4 separate regions of the Mus musculus genome follow, and all the other regions are linked to region 1. The links are chromatin loops, found by intact Hi-C in ENCODE. Cell type or tissue: heart. All regions are shown on one strand. Region 1 has its middle 3.2 kb from the start of Meox1. Region 2 has its middle 35 kb from the start of Gm39392. Region 3 has its middle 46 kb from the start of Gm39392. Region 4 has its middle 45 kb from the start of Meox1.

The links. Peaks named below come from ENCODE experiments on the same cell type or tissue, not always from the same donor. Only the 100,000 strongest peaks of a DNase experiment are listed, where the experiment ranks them.
Region 2: it touches region 1 in a loop (4-fold over the local background); 24 of 42 quality-filtered maps call a loop at or near these places.
Region 3: a loop joins it to region 1, with 2.7 times the contacts of the local background. A loop is called at or near these places in 10 of 42 quality-filtered maps.
Region 4: it touches region 1 in a loop (2.9-fold over the local background); 9 of 42 quality-filtered maps call a loop at or near these places.

The regions. Positions count from the first base shown.
Region 1 is chr11:101,895,007-101,900,006 of GRCm38, reverse strand. No RefSeq gene overlaps it. Among named protein-coding and RNA genes, the nearest start is that of Meox1, 3.2 kb to the right of the region's middle. In heart, no CTCF peak of the experiment used is centred here; a DNase peak (open chromatin) is centred at 2,766; H3K27ac peaks cover 1,650 bases.
Region 2 is chr11:101,817,608-101,822,607 of GRCm38, reverse strand. No RefSeq gene overlaps it. Among named protein-coding and RNA genes, the nearest start is that of Gm39392, 35 kb to the right of the region's middle. In heart, CTCF peaks have their summits at 1,551 and 2,567 (motif pointing left); a DNase peak (open chromatin) is centred at 1,517; H3K4me3 peaks cover 786 bases; H3K27ac peaks cover 2,037 bases.
Region 3 is chr11:101,828,472-101,833,471 of GRCm38, reverse strand. No RefSeq gene overlaps it. Among named protein-coding and RNA genes, the nearest start is that of Gm39392, 46 kb to the right of the region's middle. In heart, no CTCF peak of the experiment used is centred here; DNase peaks (open chromatin) are centred at 1,271 and 3,101; H3K27ac peaks cover 3,045 bases.
Region 4 is chr11:101,846,605-101,851,604 of GRCm38, reverse strand. No RefSeq gene overlaps it. Among named protein-coding and RNA genes, the nearest start is that of Meox1, 45 kb to the left of the region's middle. In heart, a CTCF peak has its summit at 2,071; DNase peaks (open chromatin) are centred at 324 and 2,014; H3K27ac peaks cover 328 bases.

The DNA.
Region 1 (5,000 bases):
CCTTTTGGTAATCTGAGTTTCCCAGGTTTGTAGCCCTAACCACAGCCATGTGTAACATTCTCAGATTGACGACTCCTGTCCCTCCCGTCCCTCAGGATCCTGCTTGGGAACTGGACGTGGTATCACCTGCCTTTAATTCCAGCACTCAAGAAGCAGAGGCACAAGGATCTCTGTGAGTTCGAGGCCAGCCAGGCTTCCATAGCAAGCTCCAGGACAGCCAGAGCTACACAGTGAGACCCTGCCTCTGGGGGAGGGTGGGTAGTGGTGGAAGGGCGGGCTTAGGAGGTGTTGGCTTGTGTGATTGACATGCTCTGCTGTGGGAGGGGATGCTTACAGTCATGGTGTTCCATTGATGCAGACTACAAAGGCAGGGGATGTTTGGAGGGTGGGCATAAGAAGAGAGGAAGATGCTTGTCACCCTGGAATCCCATGGGAGCCTCTCACCAACAGAGGAGTGGGAACCACAGGATTCCCAACACTCACAGCCTTTCTCCCCTCCCTCTGTTCCCTAGGAATGTTACCTGAAACCCCATCTACAGAGAAAATATGCATTAAACCCCAGGTCTGACACCTCTCTCTCTCTCCCTCTCTCTCCCTCTCCCTCTCTCTCTCCCTCTCTCTCCCTCTCTCTCCCTCTCTCTCCCTCCCCCTCCCTCTCCCTCTCTCCCTCTCTCTCCTCTCTCTCCTCTCTCTCCTCTCTCTCTCTCCAGGTGCCCACATCAGAGAGCTTGTCTTGTTTTTTTTTTTTAAAGATTTATTTATTATTATATCTAAGTGCACTGTAGCTGTCCTCAGATGCACCAGAAGAGGGCGTCAGATCCCATCACAGATGGTTGTGAGCCACCATGTGGTTGCTGGGATTTGAACTCAGGACCTTCGGAAGAGCAGTCGTTGCTCTTAACCACTGAGCCATCTCTCCAGCCCAAGTCTATCTTTCTAATCACCTCTCTTCCTCTTCACCCTAGTGCTTTAGCCTACGTTAAAAACATTGTCAGCCAAGCACCTGCGAGGCAGAGCTCAAGGCCAGCCTGGTCTACAGAGTGAGTTCCAGGACAACCAGGGCTACACAGAGAAACCCTGTCTCAAAAAAAAAAAAAAAAAAAAAATCAACCAATCAACAAACAGGCAAAGCAAAACAAAGCAAAACATTTCTAAATAAAATCCCAGGCTCTGCTCCACAAACTGGCTAGTCCAGGAAGTCTTCTCAGTGTCAAAGCCACAAACTTCAATATGGCCCAAGCTAAGGTCCCTAAGAGATTAGGAGAGCTCCTCAGGTTGCTGGAGGGGGGAGGGACAGTGGGGACAGTGCCTCTGCCTGCTCACCACGGATGCTCTCTCATGTGGCACTTTAGCATTTCATATCTGGCACCGTCCTTAAGAATAAGAACGGTGCCATAGGCCATCTGAATGCTTAGACACTTAGGCACTGCTTGAGAAGGGTTAGGAGGTGTGGCCTTGCTGGAGGAAGTGTGTCACAGCAGGTGGGCTTTGAGGTTTCAGAAGCCCAAGCCAAACCCAGAACCTGCCCCCCACCCATCTCTGTCTCAGGATGTAGGTCTCAGCTACTTCTCCAGCACCAGGGTCCCTGCCGTGATGATAATAGACTAAATCTCTGAAACCATAAGGAACTCTCCAGTTGAATGCTTTCTTTTCCAAGAGTTGCCTTGGTCATGGTGTCTCTTCACAGCAACAGAACAATGACTAAGACGAGAGGCCACTATCATGTGTAGGGCTGTCATTTAGTGTTTATATGCGACCTCACTCTGCAAGTGGATGAAGAAGAAAGAAATTTACTTCCATGTTACAGGAAGGAAAAACGAAGCTCATGTGATCGGATGAGTTGCTCAGTGCCTCTCACTAATGGTAGAGCAGGGATTTGAACCCACACGCTCCTGAGTCCCAAAACCGTGCTTGTGTGATGTATGCTATGTGGCCATAGAAGAAGGAGTCTAGGAGCTGGGGAGATGACCCCATGGGTGCGGTACATACAGTGGCAAGCACAAAGTTTGATTCCAGAACCCATGTCCAAAGCTGAGTGCCGAGGCATGTCTTCCAAATCCAGCTGCTGGGGAGGTAGAGGCACTCCCATCCCTGGGGCTGTCTGTCTGGTCAGCTTAGCTGAGCTTGTGAGCTTCTGAAGGTCAGTGAGAGACCTGGCTCAAAAGGCAAGCTGGTATCCTGAGAAATGACACCAGAGGTTGGCGTCCACATGCACACACATTCATCCACACATTACCCACCCCCCCCCCCCACACACACACAGAGGGAATGGTGGTGGTGGTGGTGATGGTGATGATGATAATTTGGGGCTAAGATGGGCATCTTTTGGTCAGATGGGGTTCCATGTAGTTAAGGAAAGAGAAGCCCTATGCTTTCCTTATGCCTTGGACTTCTCCATCAGCCTCCTCTCGCTTCATTCAGGTCTCCGCTCACACATACAGCCCTAGGAAGCTGTATCAGTTTCATTTCACCACTGAGAAAACCAGAGAAAAGCTATGATTTTTTTCCAGAGATCACAGAGCCCAAGGACAGCCAGAATAGATTCCCCAAATGGCGACCTCCCACCTCCAGCCCCTCCCTGGACCTTCAGCATCTCCACACACAGGTGGCTGGGGTGGCCAGCACAGAAACAGGCCTGTCTGGTCGAGGAAGGCCTGTTTGTCATGAGCACTGGAGGAAATTCCCAGCATTCTGTAGGATGGCTCAGGTGTGGCCCAGCTGGAGGCCCTCCAGGGCCCCTGGAACTTGTGTCTTTCCTTTTCCTCCCTGGGCGACCTCCAGCCCCACCAGAAGCCAGGAGCCCCTCCCTTCCGGACCACTCCCCTTGGCTGCAGCCAAGAGCTTTCCTCTACAAACAGCCACCTCCATCCATCTTTGTCTCTTGGCCCCACAGGGCCTTGACAGGGAACTGCTGACTTTGAGAAGGTTAAAGGTGCAGGGCCGGCCTTCAGCTGACAAATGGGTTGCTGTGGGAGGGGGCTGTTGTTTTTTCCTGGCCTCAGAAGAGGGACCTGTCAGGAAGATGTAGAGGTGGCGGCCTTGTGGTGCCCCTAGGGGGGGCTGACAGACGCCAGCAGCTGCTGGGGCACCGGGGTGCCAGGCCTATGTTCCCAGCACATAGCACCCCGCTGTGCCCCCGCCTCATGCCCTTTCTGACCTCCCCACCCACCCCACCGTGACCCGGTGCCCACCCCTTCCCAGGGCAAAGGGCCAAGGGGGCCTCCCTGCAATGGGGACCCTGAGCCAGATGTGAGGAGGACAGCCCAACAGGGATCTGGTTACAGTTTGCCAGGTCAGGCCCCAAGGGTTTCCTAAGGAGCTGACAGCCCCATCTTCCCTTCAGCCCACCCCTCCTGTGGGCTCCTTCCATCTCACTTCATGCAGAGCCTCGCAAGGCTGGTCTTGTGGACATTTCTGTGAGTGCTTTCTCTCCCGTACCGTCTCCATTTAGCATCATCAGGTTAATAAGAAGTAGTCATGGGAGCCTCGTCCCACCTCTGCCCACTCTGCCTTTCAGAAAAACAGTTTTATTCAAAGTTCCAGGGCACCCAGGTCGGTCTTAAGGAATTGCTGACCGTCAGTTTAGCCCAATAAACAGAAAGCTCCAGGTTCAGTGGGAGACCTTCCTCCCCTGTCCTCCCCCTCAAAATGTGGAGGGTGGGGCATGGTGGTACACACATTTAATCTCAGCACTAGAGAGGCAGAGGCAGGTGGATCTCTATGAGTTCGAGGCCAGCCTGGTCTACAGAGCAAGTTCTAGGACAGCCAGGGCTACACAGTGAGACCCTGTCTCAAAAATAAAAGGCAGAAAGCAATCAAAGAAGACATCTACCTGCAAATAGCTATGCATGTGCACATATGCACACACAAAAATACACACTAGTTACAAATAAATAAATTTAATAAAGTAAAATTCCCAGGCAGGTAGGCTGGTACAGTCAGTGTAGGCTGCCTAGGTCTGAAACCTTTCCCTCTAATGTGGGCTGGTATAAGTTTCTCAATTTCTCTGTGCTTCAAGCTCCGAGAGATGTCCAGAGAGTTAGAACAGCGTTTGCTGCTGAAGACCTGGCAGTGGGTGGGGGTGGGACTGAATCAGGTGATTAGCCCGGAGAGGTGAGGTGTGCTGTCCCAGGCAAACTTGGGGCTTAAATTCACCTAGTACCTGTTGCTCCTCTCTGGACCCCTGGTGTCTGGGTCCAGCCAGCAGAGTTCACAGGGCCTTGCCTCTGATGCTCCAAACTGGTGGAGGAAATCTCTAAGAAACAATGTTAACCCTCCAGAGGCTGAGACACTAGCCAGGTATAGGTATAGCGTAGACCAGAGTTTCTTAATTTGTGGGTCTCGGACTCCTTTGAAGTATACCCACCCTTTCACAGGGGTTGCTGAAAACCATTTTAAAAAACACAGGTATCTGAGTTGTGATTCATAACTAGCAAAATTACAGTTATGAAGTAGAAATGAAAGTAATTTTATGTCTGGGGGTCACCACACATGAGGAACCATATGAAAGGGTCACAGCATTAGGAAGGTTGAGAACCACTGGACCGTCAACAAGCCATGTGAAGTGCCACCTGGGCTGGTGTCACCCAACACAGCACATACACAAGCTGGAAAGACACATGGGAACTCCTTTAGGGACAAACTCTCAGGGGATGGAGGACCCTGGGTTCCTGCCTCCATGTCCAGGGTTCCTAAAATGCCTCCAGGGATTGAGAGAAGGAAGCAGGTGTGTGGGAAGCTGAGGGTGGAGACGGGCAACAGGTGGGAGGGACCCCTGGAAACTTCAAGGACTTTAAGAGCCTTGGTTGCAGAGACAAATTGCCCAGAGGCTCTCTTGAGAAGAGTGTGGCTAACTGGCATGGAAGTTGGGGGTTAAAGGTGGAGTCTTCGCACTCAGATGCTCTGTGGTCTCACTGAGAAGGTGAGAACGGCCATTTAGACAAAGAGAACCTTTTTCTTTTTCTGGAGCATTTCTTTCTTTATACCCCAGACCACACTAC
Region 2 (5,000 bases), 77 kb after region 1:
CGCTGGCAGCCCAGGGGCCTTCAGGGGTCCTCCTGGCAGGACTCTGCAGGCCTAGTGTTACCAGTGCTGTCACTTCTTGGTTCTGGGGACTCCAACCCAAGCTCTCATGTTTGAGCAATGATCACTTCACTAACCAAACTATCTCCTCGGGCCAAACCTTTAATCTTTATAAACTACCCTGTCTGTGGTATTCCGAGGTGGCATCAGAAAACTAGCATAAACTACCACATCCTTTCCCATGGAATCCTGGGGCGAGAGTGAGGAACCCACGACAAGCGGGGAAGCCGAAGCAATGAGTGTAGACAGCTCCTTCAAGACATCCTGAGGAGGGAGGGGTGGCATGGCATGGGCTGGAGAGAGTATGTGTATATATGTGCGTCCAGGTGTTTGCATGTGTGGGTCTGTGTGTTCTGTGTATTTGTGTGTGTGTGTGTTTTGTGTGTTCTGTGTGTTTGTGTCTCTGGGTGGGTGTGTCTGTGTGTCTTTGTCTGTCTGTGTGATCCTGTGTTTGTGACTGGAAGTTGCACTAGAAGATTGGTTAAAACTGAGAGACACCTGGGCACCTCATGGTTGGGTTAGCAGGACCCTCACCTCTGCCTCAGCTCAGTTTCTTCCATAAGTCCTAAACAAACAAACAAACAAACAAACCCCAGGACTCAGGTAGCAAGACACTTCCTTAAGTAAAGGCACTTGGCTCTCAATCCCCACCACTTAAGTTTGATCCCTGGGACCCACGTGGTGGAAGGGAACCAACTCCTGTGAGTTGTCCTCTGGCCTCCACACATGTTCTGTGACACACACACCAATATGTAAATAAATGCGTGTAATCATTAAAAACAAAAGAGAAAAAGAAAAAAGAAAGAAAGGAAGCTCCTGGCCCCGCAGCCTGGTGCTGTCTTACTTCTAGGACCTGCTTCTGTCACAGGCACCATGGCTGTCCTTATCTGAAACCCTGCCTAGAATCCCATAATAAAGTTCCTGTCTGAATTCACTCTCCCCTTGTCTATGAACTTCATCCTCTATATTGGAAAGACAAGGGCCTGAAGTCAGTGACTCAGTGGAAGTCTTGTGTGACCATGAGCTTCCGGCACCCTAAGTCTTGACCTGTGAGTTAGAAACCTCCACCGCACTTAAAGGGCCCGCCCCCCCCCCCGTCCCCCGCCCCCACTTCACAAGGAGCCATCTTCTGAAGCAAGTGAGATGCAGGCTTGGAAGTCTGTGGGTGAGCATGGACCTCTACTCTCAGGCCACCATAGCTGAATGCCCCGTCCTCAGCAACAGGGGAAGGACTCAAGAGTCTCTCTGTTCTTGGCTGCCTCTCTCCATCTTCTCCGTCTGGCTACCCCGCCCCTCCCCCACCCCCACCCCCCAGCCTGCGGAGGGCTCTCCCAGGAGCCACTGCCGCACCTTCCAAAAATAATTCCAGAACCAAATTCCAAACGTTTCACCTCCCACATCCTCTTGCTGGCTCACCAGTCCCCAGCTGGCCCACCTCTTGAAGCAGAGAGAATTAGAGACCAGCAGGGGCGGAAGATGACATCAGCGGACATTGTCCGAGACCTTCAAAACACTGGGGGAGCTGTCTATGGAGAAGCGGGAGAACCTTAACTGACCCCTCAGCCAACCTGCTCTCTTGCTTCCTCCTCCAGCCCTTCGGGCCTCCAAAGACTTAGCTCCACAGGAAGATCCTGTCTTCCTGACAGCGGGGCGGAATGTTCACCTCTCTTATTAACAGAGCATCTGGTGACATTATAATTGAAATTTTCATTCTAATTATTTCAGTTGGCCAGAAGAGCAGGCAAGATCAAGGGCAACGACTGTGATGTTGTGATGTTGCAGACAGACGCACACGCGGACAGTGGGTAGCCAAGGAGTTGGGGACAGAGACAAGGACTGGAAACTGGCTGTGATCAATGGCCCAGAGAGCGCAGGTGTTCATCCCGCTCTCAGCTCAAACACACAGCTCTGCCTTTCAGGGAGGCAGGGCTCAGGAGTCCACTCACCTTCCTCTCCACAGACCTGCCCCAACTCTACTTCCTTCCCTACCCTCTCTCTGCTTTTCTCAGTCCTCCACTGGCCCAGCAATCACCTCTCCTTGCTCAAACCAGCAGTCAACAGACGGGTGTGCTATGGATGTAGAAGATGATCTCCGGCCAGGTATTGTGGTCCATGTCTGTGGTCTCAGCCCTCAGCACTCAGGAGGAATAACAGGAGGGTCTCAGCAAGTTCCAGGTCAGTTTGGACAACATTGTGAGTTCCAGATCGACAGGGCTATATAGTGAGACTCCATCTCAAAACAAAGAAACATACAACACAATTTTTTTAAATGGTGGGGAATGTCCAGGTATATAGCCTGAGTGCTTCCCATACAAATGTAAGGCCCTGGGTTCAGGCCCTACCCAGTACAGCAAAATATCACTTGAGAGTGTCCTTTCAAAAAGATGTTTCAAGGGCAAGAGAGATGACTCCACAGTTAAAAGGACTTGGGAATCTTACAGGAGAACCCTGTGAGTTCAGTTCCCAGCACCCATGCAGGGCTCCAGGAGGATCTGATGCCCTCTTCTGGCCTGGAGAGGTACTGCACCCCACACACAGACATACACATATTACATACACATAATAAAACATTAAAACAAATCTTTAAAAGAAAAACAGTGGGGGCTGGTGAGATGGCTCAGGGGTTAAGAGCACTGGCTGCTCTTCTAGAGGTCTTGAGTTCAATTCCCAGCAACCACATGGTGGCTCACAACCATTTATGAGGGGATCTGACGCCCTCTTCAGGCAGGTGAATGCATATGCAGCACAGCACTCATACAAATAAATAAAATTTAAAAAAAGAAAAAGAAAAACAGTGTTTCATTCCCCCAAACAGAGCCTGTGGTAGTGTTCAAGAGAGTGGGGAAAGCAAAAAATAAATAAACATAGTGACAATATTTAACTAGAATATTTCCCTGTGTAAATGTTTTGTTCTTACAATGAAATAACTCAACTTGATTACTTGAAGTTGAGCAATGCTAACATAATTTTTTTCTTTTTTTTCTTTTTAATTTTGTGCCAACAGGAATCAAACGAATAGATGCTAAGCAAGAGCTCTACCACTGAGCTCCACCCTCAGCCCTGTGTGTGAATTGTTAACGTGCCATCTTTAAAATCATGTCGGTTAAACCCTGGTTGGGTTCTGTTCACTGTAGCCCCAGCATTCAGAAGGCTGGCTGAGGCAGGAGGATGGTGAGTTTTAAGACAATTTGGGATACACTACATAGCCAGATCTAGCTTCTAAAGAAAGAATAAAAATTAAAAATGGATGTGATCAGACAAGCCTTTAATCCCAGTACTTAGAAGGCTGGCACAGGATGGTCTCCAAGAGTTCAAGACCAGCCTAGGCTACAAGGTGAAACTTTGTCTCAAACAAATAAATCAACAAAGTCATATGGGCTGTTTATGGAACCACTGATGGATCTAATGGGAGCCTTCGGTTCTAGTTCCATTTCTGTGGCTCTGATACACCTCCATGAAAGGCAATTTAGAGAGTTATCTTAGTCAGGGTTTCTATTCCTCCACAAACATCATGACCAAGAAGCAAGTTGGGGAGGAAAGGGTTTATTCAGCTTACACTTCCACATTGCTGTTCATCACCAAAGGAAGTCACTCAAGCAGATCAGGGAGCAGGAGCTGATGCAGAGGCCATGGAGGGATGTTCTTTACTGGCTTGCTTCCCCTGGCTTGCTCAGCCTGCTCTCTTATAGAACCCAAGACTACCAGCCCAGAGATGGTCCCACCCATAAGGGGCCTTTCCCCCTTGATCACTAATTGAGAAAATGCCTTACAGCTGGAGCTCATGGAGGCATTTCCTTAACTGAAGCTCCTTTCTCTGTGATAACTCCAGCTGTGTCAAGTTAACACAAAACTAGCCAATACAAGGATGAAGGGTTTATTCACTACTAATATGGTGGTGGTTTATATATGCTTGGCCCAGGGAGTGGCACGATTAGGAGGTGTGGCCTTATTCGAGCAGGTGTGTCACTGTGAGCATGGGCTTTGAGACCCTTATCCTAGCTGCCTGGAAGTCATTCTTCTGCTATCTGCCTTTGGAACAAAAGGTAGAACTCTCAGCCCACATCTGGCGGGACACTGCCATGCTCCTGCCTGGATGATAATGGACTGAACCTCCGATCTGTAAGCCAGCACCAATTAAATGTTGTCCTTATGGACTGGAGAGATGGCTCAGAGGTTAAATTGTCTGCTCTTCCAGAGGTCCTGAGTTCAATTCCCAGCAACCACATGGTAGCTCATAACCATCTGTAATGGGATCTGACGCCCTCTTCTGGCTTATAGGTACATATAGATAGAGCTATAAGTATTTTTTTATTTTATTAGATATTTTCTTTATTTACATTTTAAATGCTATCCTGAAAGATCCCTATACCCTCCCCCACCCCCGCCCTGCTCCCCTACCCACCCACTCCCACTTCTTGGCCCTGGCATTCCCCTGTACTGGGGCATATAAAGTTTGCAAGACCTAGGAGCCTCTCTTCCCAATGATGGCCGACTAGGCCATCTTCTGCTACATATGCAGCTAAAGACACGAGCTCTGGGGGTACTGGTTAGTTCATATTGTTGTTCCACCTATAGGGTTGCAAACCCCTTCAGCTCCTTGGGTACTTTCTCTAGCTCCTCCTTTGGGGGCCCTGCATTCTATCCTATAGATGACTGTGAGCATCCACTTCTGTATTTGCCAGGCACTGGCAAAGCTTCACAGGAGACAGCTATATCAGGGTCCCTTCAGCAAAATCTTGCTGGCGTATGCAATAGTGTCTGTGTTTGGTGGCTGATTATGGGATGGATCCCTGAGTGTGGTAGTTTATATATGGTTCATCCTTTCGTCTTAGCTCCAAACTTTGTCTCTGTAATTTCTTCCATGGGTGTTTTGTTCCCAATTCTAAGGAGGAATGAAGTATCCACACGTTGGTCTTCCTTCTTGATTTTCTTGTGTTTTGCAA
Region 3 (5,000 bases), 67 kb after region 1:
TAACTGCTAAACCAGAGGTGAGTTCCTTATGATGTCAACAAGATCAGTTATAATCCCCTGTTTGGGGAATGAGCCCATCTGTTTTGGAAGCTATCTGCCTCCTTTAAATCCTTGGTTTGATTGTGTAGAGTTTGGGATGGATGACTCCATTTTGTATGATCTGGTCAGTTGGAGCCACTGCAAGAGCTCAGATCAGACAATTGCATGTCGTTATTTTTATTGGACAGATGTGTCCTCAAGAAGTTCACACTTTGGGTGGAAATTAAGATCTGGCCGAGCTGTGAGCCTAGAACATTTGGTACCAGGAGGCTGAACAGGGGAGGAGGGAGTGTATGGAACAGTGCTCACCTATAATCCTAGCACCACGAGGCAGAGGCCAGAGGGTCCCTAAGGTTTGCTGGCCAGCAAGTATGGCTGACTCTGTGAGCTCCACATTAAACAAGAGACCTTGCCTCCGAAAATAAAAGATAGAGAATTATTAAAACACACACCATTGACTTCTGGCCTACACATATGCACACACACATGTGCATGTACATACACACACACACCATGGAACGAAAAGAACAGCCATGTATTCTTTCACCATCCAGCCTTCCCAGGTCTCAGAGAGAAAAATCAGGTGGATTTCATGTGATGGTTTGTATATGCTCAGTCCAGGGAGTGGCTTTATTACAAGGTGTGGCTCTGTTGGAGTAGGTGTGTCACTGTGGGTGTGGGCTTTAAGGCCCTCATCCTAGCTGCCTGGAAGCCAGTATTCTGCTAGCAGCCTTCAGATGTAGATGTAGAACTCTCAGCTCTTCCTGCACCATGCCTGCCCTGGATGCTGCCAGGTTCCCACCTTGATGATACTGGGCTGAACCTCTGAACCTGTAAGCCAGCCCTAATTAAATGTTGCCCTTATAAGAGTTGCCTTGGTCATGGTGTCTGTTCACAGCAGTAAAACCTTAACTAAGACAGTTCAATACCCTCCTCCTCCTGTTGGCACCTGAACCACTGGCCTCCCATCTCTTCCTAGAGATGTGCACAGAAGGGGAGAGTTGTGCTCATTTCCCTTGATGAAGACAATCCCCACTCACCATCCTGTGGTCCCCGAAAACCAGCCCTCCTGCCCAACAGCCTCCTCTGGGAGATAGGCGCCTCCTCCAGCCTTCTACTAAGCTAGGCAGTCAGCCAGCCTCCTCTGAATCTACAACTCATTTAATCAGCAAACCTCCAGCGAGAGCAGCTTCACTGTGCACACAGCTGTCCAAACCATAGGCTTAGAGAGGAAAAAGACAATCCCAGCTGTCCCTAGGGAGAGGCACACAAATAAGTGAGTAGTAGCAAGCCAGCAGGATAAATGATATCAAGGAGGATGACGCCAGAGGCTGTGGTAGCATCGGAGTCCCCTGAGAGCTTGCGAGAAATTCACGTTGGCAGGCCCAGCCCAGTCCAAGTCAGATAATGCAGAATGTGGGAGCAGGCTACCAGTCAACACTTTCATAAACCCTCCAGGTGATTCTGATGTGAATGGCTGTCTGAGAACCAACAGGCTGTGTAGAAGCAGGAACTAACCCCGGATGAAATGAGGCAGAAAGCCTTCCTGGAGGAAGAAGGCTCCTGCTGTAAACAAGGAGACAGATTAAAAGGCCACAAGACACTCCAAGTGGACAGAGCTGCGTATGCAAAGAGTACTAAAGGGGAGGAGAGTTTAAAGAACCACAGGGTGGAAGCCTGTAATGGTGTATGCCTGTACCCCAGCACCCAGGAGGCTGAGAGAGGAGGGTCTTGAATTTGAGACCAGGCTAGGCTACACAGTGAGATCCTATCTTAAAAGGGAAGATTAGGGGAGGGGTCAAAAAGAAAAAAGTGAGGGAAGGGTTTGTTAGGGAGAGGGATGGTAAGGAGTGGGAGGGAGGGGATGGTAGGCAGGAGGAGGGAGAGGAGAGGGAAGGAAGGAAGGGGAGGAAGGGGAGGGGACAGAGGGGGAAGGTAGGAAGAGGGATGGGAGAGAGGGGCAAAGGAGGGAGGGGAGGGGGAGAGGGGATGGTGAAGGGGGGATGGGAGGGTAGATTGAACAGAGCACTGGGTTTGATCCCAGGAGTGCCAACCAGGTGTAGCGTGGTACATGCCTATAATCCCAGCACGCAAGAGATGGACACAGCAGGATCAAGAGTTCAAGATCATCTTCAGCTACACAGCAAGTCTGAAGCCATTCCCATTCTTGGATACATGAGACCCTGTCCCTACCTAAAACTAAAGGGGAAAAGAGGTAGCATGTAGCTTGCCTGACATGCATGAAGCCCTAAATTCAATCCCCCATTTCATAAAACCAGGGACAGAAGACAGGAAGATCAGAAGTACAAGGCCTTCCTTGACTAGCCTGGGAGACTCCAAGACCCTGTTACAAAACAAACAACAAAAACACAGGGTGGCACTATGACAGATGGGTGGCTTGAGATGAAGGGGGCAGGGGTGAGGAAAAGCCATCAAAGAAGTGAGTATGGGTGCCCATGACCCCTCGCTTCAATAAACGGCCCTGCTGGAGTCAGGCAGGGCAGATACCCCAGCCTCCCGAGGGCTGGAAGCCCCCCACCTCCATCAGGCACCTCCGGTTGGTTAACCAAAACTGCATGACCTCATGTGTTATGGCTGCAGAGACAGAGACACAGAGGAGGCCAGATCCGGTGTTTGTATTGAAATTAATTGGGGACTCATGGATGATGGAGACTTTAAGGAATGTACAGGCCTCCTATGTGATCCCTCAAACAATGGTGTTGCTTACGACCACCGCAGCCCCCCAAAGGCCCATATCTATATATCCGCAGCCCTTCTCAATGAAATAATAATCATAGACAGATTTAAAACTTTCAAATACAAAGGGATACCTAAACAGACTTGTGTCGGGGAGGGCTTAGTCAACACTCCCGCGTCCCCCCCCCCCCACCCCACCCCGACCTATTTTATTAGCCGATGAAGCCGAGATCCTGCTATACCGAGGCAGCAGCTTGTCAATCAGGAAAAAAAACCACTGCTCACCCCCAGACCTGATTTATGGTGATTCAGAGGAGAGATGCTGCCAGGAACAGGCCAGGGCCAGGAAAGTTTCATCTGTCTGGAATCCGACAGGAAAAAGGAGGCTGGAAATTTCAGAGGAAGCTGGGATCTGGGCCGGTCACAGCGCCTCTGTTTGTGTTCGCTCAGCTGGCTCCTGTTAGCAGCTGAGGGGCCGCGGAGGAAAAGCGGCAGGCCAGGTTTTTCCATCTCTCCAGAACCTTGAGCTTGATCCCCAGGCAGCAGCTGTTCCAGTGACCTCCGGCCCCAAAGAATAAGAGCCAGGTTTCCCCCAAAGCCCCCAGCCCTGGGCCTTTGGTTTTTCTCTTACTATGAGAAACGATAGCGGGGCGCGTCTATCTTTTAGGGTTGTTTGTTTAATAAGACACTTAGCACACTCACGAAGCTGGGTTCCATGTGAAGAGTAGTTAATTCAGTTTTGTTTTAATGTCCTCCGGTGGAGTGACCCGGCTCTCCAGAGGAGGCCTTTATTGTCCTCTTTGGGCTAGGGGAACCAGGAACCTGGACCTCCAAACCTGATGTTCCGAGCTCTGGTTTGAGGCTAGGGGGGTCACAGAGCTCTGCCCCAGATCTAGCCAAGAAACAATAAGGAAAAGATTTTTTTCTGCTGCAGTGTTTATTTCGTTCATTCATTCATTCACTCATTCACTCATTCATGCCTACTTTGTGCCTGACCCTGTGTGGAGGGTGTGGGACTAGAGACAGAGGAGATATGAAAGGTGTTACCTACCCTCAAGGTTCATAGAGCCCAGTAAATAAAGAACCAAAATGGGGGTTTGGGGGGGCGGGCCTTGGATCAGGCACCAGGCACAGAAGAGATTGACGCTGCTTCAAAAGGCAGGTAAGGGCTACTAAAATGGCTCAGTGGGAGAAAGGGCTTGCGGCCAAAGCTAATAGCCTGAGTTCTAAACTCAGAACCCACATGACAGACGGAGAGATCTGACTCCACAAGTTGCCCTCAGAGCTCTGCATTCAAGCACACACAATTACAGACAAACATCAAATAGACAAACTAATGTTTTAAAATAAAAGAGGCAAGTCAGGGGGTGTGGGTGGGTGTAGAGGAATGGACCCAGAGCGAAGAGAGAAGCAGGGAAGAGAAGGGATATACATGCACCCACACCATGGGGAGTCTGCTAGCACTGGGGCAGAGGATCTGAGGGCTAGGCCTGCTCTGCTAGACTCTTTGTTCTGTTTTCTAAAAGAGAGAGAGAAAATAGCATTTCTGGGCTGGAGAGGTGACTCCGTGGTTATTCTTCCTAACAGCCCAGGTTTGGTTCCCAGCACCCACATAGTGGCTCACAATCTCTTCAGGCCTCTACAGGTACTGCACACACGTGATACACAGACGTGCATGCAGACAAAACATTCATGTACACAAGATAAAAATAAATGGATATTTTTTAAAAGAGAGAATTATTTCACACACACACACACACATCTGACTCAAGTTTCGTCAAAAAGCTGATGTAATTTCAGGCAACAGGGAGTTTGTGCTGAGGACCCTGGAAAGTTTAGTCAAGGGCCAGGGAGATGAGATGTGCAGGTGCCCTGGGTGACATTGTGGAAGTTGGGGTGCAATGATTAGGGTTGGAGGTGGGGGATCAATCAGGAGAGAGAGAGTGGGAGCTGCTGAGCCAGGCAAGGGTGTTAACTTTTATCAGATATTCTGCAACACCGGCAGGGGAGGGGCTGGTAGCTAGAAGAGAAGAAGGCTTAGAAGACATTCAGTGTCCCAGTCCTGGACTTAGGTGTGGTGGTGTGTCCCATAAAACCAGCATTCAGGTGTTGAGGCAACAGGATCACAAGCTCAAGGTCACCCTGGGCTAATAGATGAATAGAAGGGCTTGCAGGTGCTCATTCTGGGACTCAGTGTTTCTCATACACTGAGCAAAGACTCTAAGATACCAGTGAGCCACTCGCTCCAGACAAAGTGGAAAGGG
Region 4 (5,000 bases), 48 kb after region 1:
GGGAGAAAGAGAAGGAAGGGAGAGAGAGAGAAGGAAGAAAAATTAAATTCTTCCTGTTCTACTACTCCTTTCCTTACAGATGATTCCCTTGTTCTAGAGATGCAAAGAGAGGGAAGCAGCAATGGACAGCAGAGAAGGACAACAGCGTCCCTTTGCCCTGGGATGGGGACTTGAAGGTGAGCACCCCCCCCCCAGGGGAAGATCTGCAGCCAGGAGTTAAAGGTCCTCTGAGGGCTGCCTTTGTTGGCTGCTTCGGCCCCGGGGAACAGGCTTCCCACAGGAAGGCTCCCTGCTTCTTGGCAGAACACACGGGTATTATTTTAAGGAGAAAAATGAGATTGCTGTTATTGCTATATTCCTCCTGTAGAAATGGTAGCTTGGCCCAGCCAGGACTGAGCTGAGAGGCGGTCAGTGCCAAGGACGGGTGAGCTCATTGCATGAGGGGAGGTAGGTGTTTCCAGCAAGCATAGTGTGGAAGAAAGCTTCCATGCTCCGGATCCCAAGTCCTTGGTCAAAGCAGAACCCTAATCCCCTTTATCGCCTCCTCCCCAGCCATCTGGACCCATCCCCATCTGACCCTTCTGACTTCCTGTGTCTCTGATCAAATGATCATCACTTACCATATTATCTTGCAGCTAAATTAGAAAGAAAATGAGGGAAATACTTGGCACTTAGTAGGTACTCATTTAATATTCCCTTCCTCCCTTCCTTCTTGCAGAAACAACGGATGTTATATAATTGAGGAACTGTGCGCAGGGCATGTAATCTCAGCATCTGCAGGGCCCGTGTGGGCTACATAAGACCTGTTCTACAAAGGAAAGAAAAAGCTGGGTGAGATGGCGTGGAATCTTAGTCTCTGCACTAGGGAGGCAGAGACTGATGGATCCCTGGGGCTCACTGGCCAACAGTCCTACTCAAATCAGTGAACCCAGGCCAGTGAGAGACTCAGCCTCAAAACAGAAGGCAGAGGCCAGTGAAATGGCTTGGCGAGTAAAGGCCCTTGCCACCGGTCTGCCAACCTATGTTTGATTCCTTAGATCTATATGACAGAAGAGAGTCATCTCCCACAAGCTATCCTTGGCCTCCACATGTCCAGTATGGCACCTGTGTGACTGCACACATGCACACACACACATACACACACACACACACAAACACAGACACACAACACACAGACACACACACAGAGACAGACAGACACATAGACACACATACACACACACACACAGAGACACAGAGAGACAGACACACACTCTCAGACAGACATAGACACAAACAGAGACACACACAGACACATCGACACACATATACAGACACACATACACAGAGACAGACACTTAGACACACACACACTAAAATTAATAAATATTTTTTTAATTTGTTTTTGAAACAGATGTGAGGGGCTAGAGAGCTGGTTCATCCGTTAAAAGCACTTGCTGCTCTTGCCGAGGTCCTGAGCTCAGTCCTCAGCATCCATGTTAAAAGGCTCACAAACTCCCGCAACTTTGACTCCAGAGGATCTGACATTTTTGGCCTCCTCGGGGACTTGAAGACAAATGCACTCACATAGATACACACAAGTACACATAATTAAAAATAACTCTGAAAAAAGGATAAAGGCATACAGAACCTAAGGAACAATGCCTGAGGTTGACTTCTGACCTACACATACACACACATACATTCACACTCACACACACATGCCACTGACACACACAAATACACACACACACATGTACAGACAAAAAGAAAGAAGGTGGGGAAAGAAAACTGAAAAGAAATTGTGAGACTTTGAATTTACAAATATCAAATAGCCACAGGATGCTAGGAAATATGGAGACATGGTTGTTTGTTGGTCCCATCCCCAGATTCCTGGCAATAGCCTAGGAATGATACAAGCCATTCTAAATTAAGCCCAGAATTAAATTAAGAGGGAGGTTCCAGGGCATGGGGGAATTTTCCTGCTCTTTCCCAAGGAAGGACTGGCGTGGCCAGGAGCCAGGTCACAAAGGGCAGGAAAGCTGGTTGGAGAGGAACAGCCCGGGGAACCTGGAGCAAAGGACTCCAGGCAGAGGCCACCAAGCTGCACCAGTTGGAAGTTCTACAAGGTGACTGACTGCTCAATAGCGTGAGTCACCTCTGCTAGGACACAGAGCGCTGGCATTTGGCTACTTCAGGCCAGGCCCTAAAACACCCAACCCACTCTGATTTTCCAATGATGAATCACAAGGTTTCTTATTAACAACAGACCCTCTGGAAGCTTCCTATGGAAGAGCCAGCTCCCTCTGTTTCTGTGTCAGTGAAAAAAGAAAAAAGAAAATGGCATGAGTATGTCACTGCAATGTTCTAAATACTGCCATTCTCAGGCCAACGAGGAGGCTCACAAAGCAAAGGCACTTGCAGCCAAGACTGATGATGCGGGTTCAATCCCAGGTCCTCCACCGTGGAAGGAGAGGACGCCCGAAAGCCGTCCTCTGACCTCTGCATGTGTGTCACGGCCCACACATGATTTGTTAAATGTATTTTTTAAATGTTTAAGTAATTTTTAAAGATTTATCATTTTTACTGAGCACATTGGGACACACCTCTAATGCCAGTACTTGGAGGCAGAGGCAGGCAGATCTCTTTAAGGCCAGCCTGATCTACAGAGCGAGTTCCAGACCAGATCATGTCCCAGAAAGATGTCAATATTGCTCTAAATTTTATATCCACTGATATAAAATTTTCTAGTCCCCCAGGTAAAATCTCCCATCAGACTGCCCTGGTCACATCTGCCGTAGTGCACACCTGCGCATGGCCACTGCCGCTGCTGCACTCGGTGGGCGTGGCCGCTGTGGTGCATGATGGCTCTACAGTACAGATGTGAGTGCTTTAGGCTTCCCTTCTTGAACTCCTTTGACTACTTACTGCCATTCATGAGTTCTCCTAATCCATCCCATCTCAACTTAGCCAGGGAAAAATCAAAAGTAGTTTTTTAATTACTTAATTACTTTTGATTGAGGCCACACTTCAGTGAGTGGGGACAGGGGATGGACCAAAGGTGGTGGCGGCTGGAGTAGGCATGCCACGGAGTGGTGATAGAGCAACTGAGAGGGGCTGAGGCTAGGACCCAGAAGCAAGTGAGAACACAGCTCAGAGGAGGACTCGGCCACTCTCACACTTTGATCTAGGTTGGGCAGGCACACAGGCCAACTCCAAGAGCTCGTGTGACAGTTTTTCCCCCACTGTGATCTTCCTCATCCCCTAAAGTGTTATGTTGGGAACATCGAGATGGCTCAGTGGATAAAGGCGCTTGTTGCCAATACCAACAACCTGAGTTCTATCCCAGGGACCCACGTGGTAGAAGCAGAGAATGAGCTCCTATAAGTTGTCCCCTGACTCCCATATGTTTACCACAGTACCATAGCATAGGTGTGTGTGTGCATATGCCTGTGCATGTGCATGTGTGTGTAATATATAAATGCAACAATAAATAAATGTAACAAAAATGTTAAAATATAGTGTCAGCCTCATTGTTAAGTTTTTAAATTTTTGCTACATTTTATTTACTTGGTGTGTGTACATGTTAAGTTTTTAAATTTTTGCTACATTTTATTTACTTGGTGTGTGTACATTCTTGCCGCAGTATACCTGTGGCAGTCACGAGAGAACCTGCGGGAGTTGGGTTTTTTCTTCTTCTATGTGGGTCCCAGGGATCAAGGTTCAGTCGTATGCCTTGACAACAAGTATCATTACACAGTAAGGCACCTTACCAGCCAGTCTTTGTCTTTATAGCCACAGCTAGGGATACCGCACCAAGCGAATCTACATTCAGCCCAGGGCAAGGATAAAGGAGGGGAGACAAGCAGCTTCCCATAAGGCTGTCACCAGGAGATGGTTGGGCATTTCTGCATCTTCCCATGGACCACAACTGAGCCACTTGGCCACACCCAACTCCAGAGGAGGCTGGGAAATGTAGTCCACAATGTCCATCACATTAGTATGGTGTGCTTCTAAAAAGACGGTAGGTAGCAATGGAGACAACTGAGGTCAGTTACCACTTCTTGTCATAAACCTCAAAAGAAAAGTGATTTCGGGGCTCAGCAGCCTCTGCCCATGAGATTCCAGGTGGAGGAATTAAGGAAACCCTGAGCTTTGTCCAAAGACAAAGCAGTTTATTGCTGTTCAGCTCTTGACTCTCACTTATCCACAGTGACCTTGGAACAGAAGAATGGTTGGAATATATTCTCTACTTCAGAGGCATTGGACCTATGCATCTTACCTTTGGGATGTGGATGGAGTGATGGGCTATGGGGCTTAAGAAAGGCCATTCTGTGTTTCCACTTGAGTCACCTACCATGAGAAAAATCAAATCCCAAATAGCAACTTGCCCAAGAAAAATGAAGAAATAGCTAGAACATTCATGAACATGGCCTGGAGCTATGTGCAGCTGCATGGAGCTATATGGCCCTATAGAGCCAGCCAGATGTCAGTCTCATGAGTGGCGAAAACACATGAATGGGCTGGAGAGATGTCTCAGAGGTTAAGAACACTGACTGCTCTTCTGAAGGTCCTGAGTTCAAATTCCAGCAACCACATGGTGGCTCACAAACGTCCGTAATGAGATCTGATGCCCTCTTCTTGTGTTTCTGAAGACAGCTATAGTGTACTTACATATAATATATAAATAAATCTTAAAAAAAGAAAAAGAAAAGAAAACACATGAACACTGGTGTTGTCAGCAGGTATTTGGGGGTAAATGGTTACAGAGTGTTACTGCAGTTAAAACTGGCCTGCATGGACACTGTAATGCTCTCCCAATCTGGATCCTGCACCTAACCTTTGACCTCTGCTTAAGTGCATTAACTAAGTCACCAGTCATTTACAAGATGCCTGTCACATGCTGGGAACTGATGCAGGTGCTGTAGCTCCAGAATACTTGTGACACTTTGTGTCAAGGGGGAGAGACAGACACAGGAATACACAACACTGTAGCACAGCATGGTCTTCAGTCAGGATGG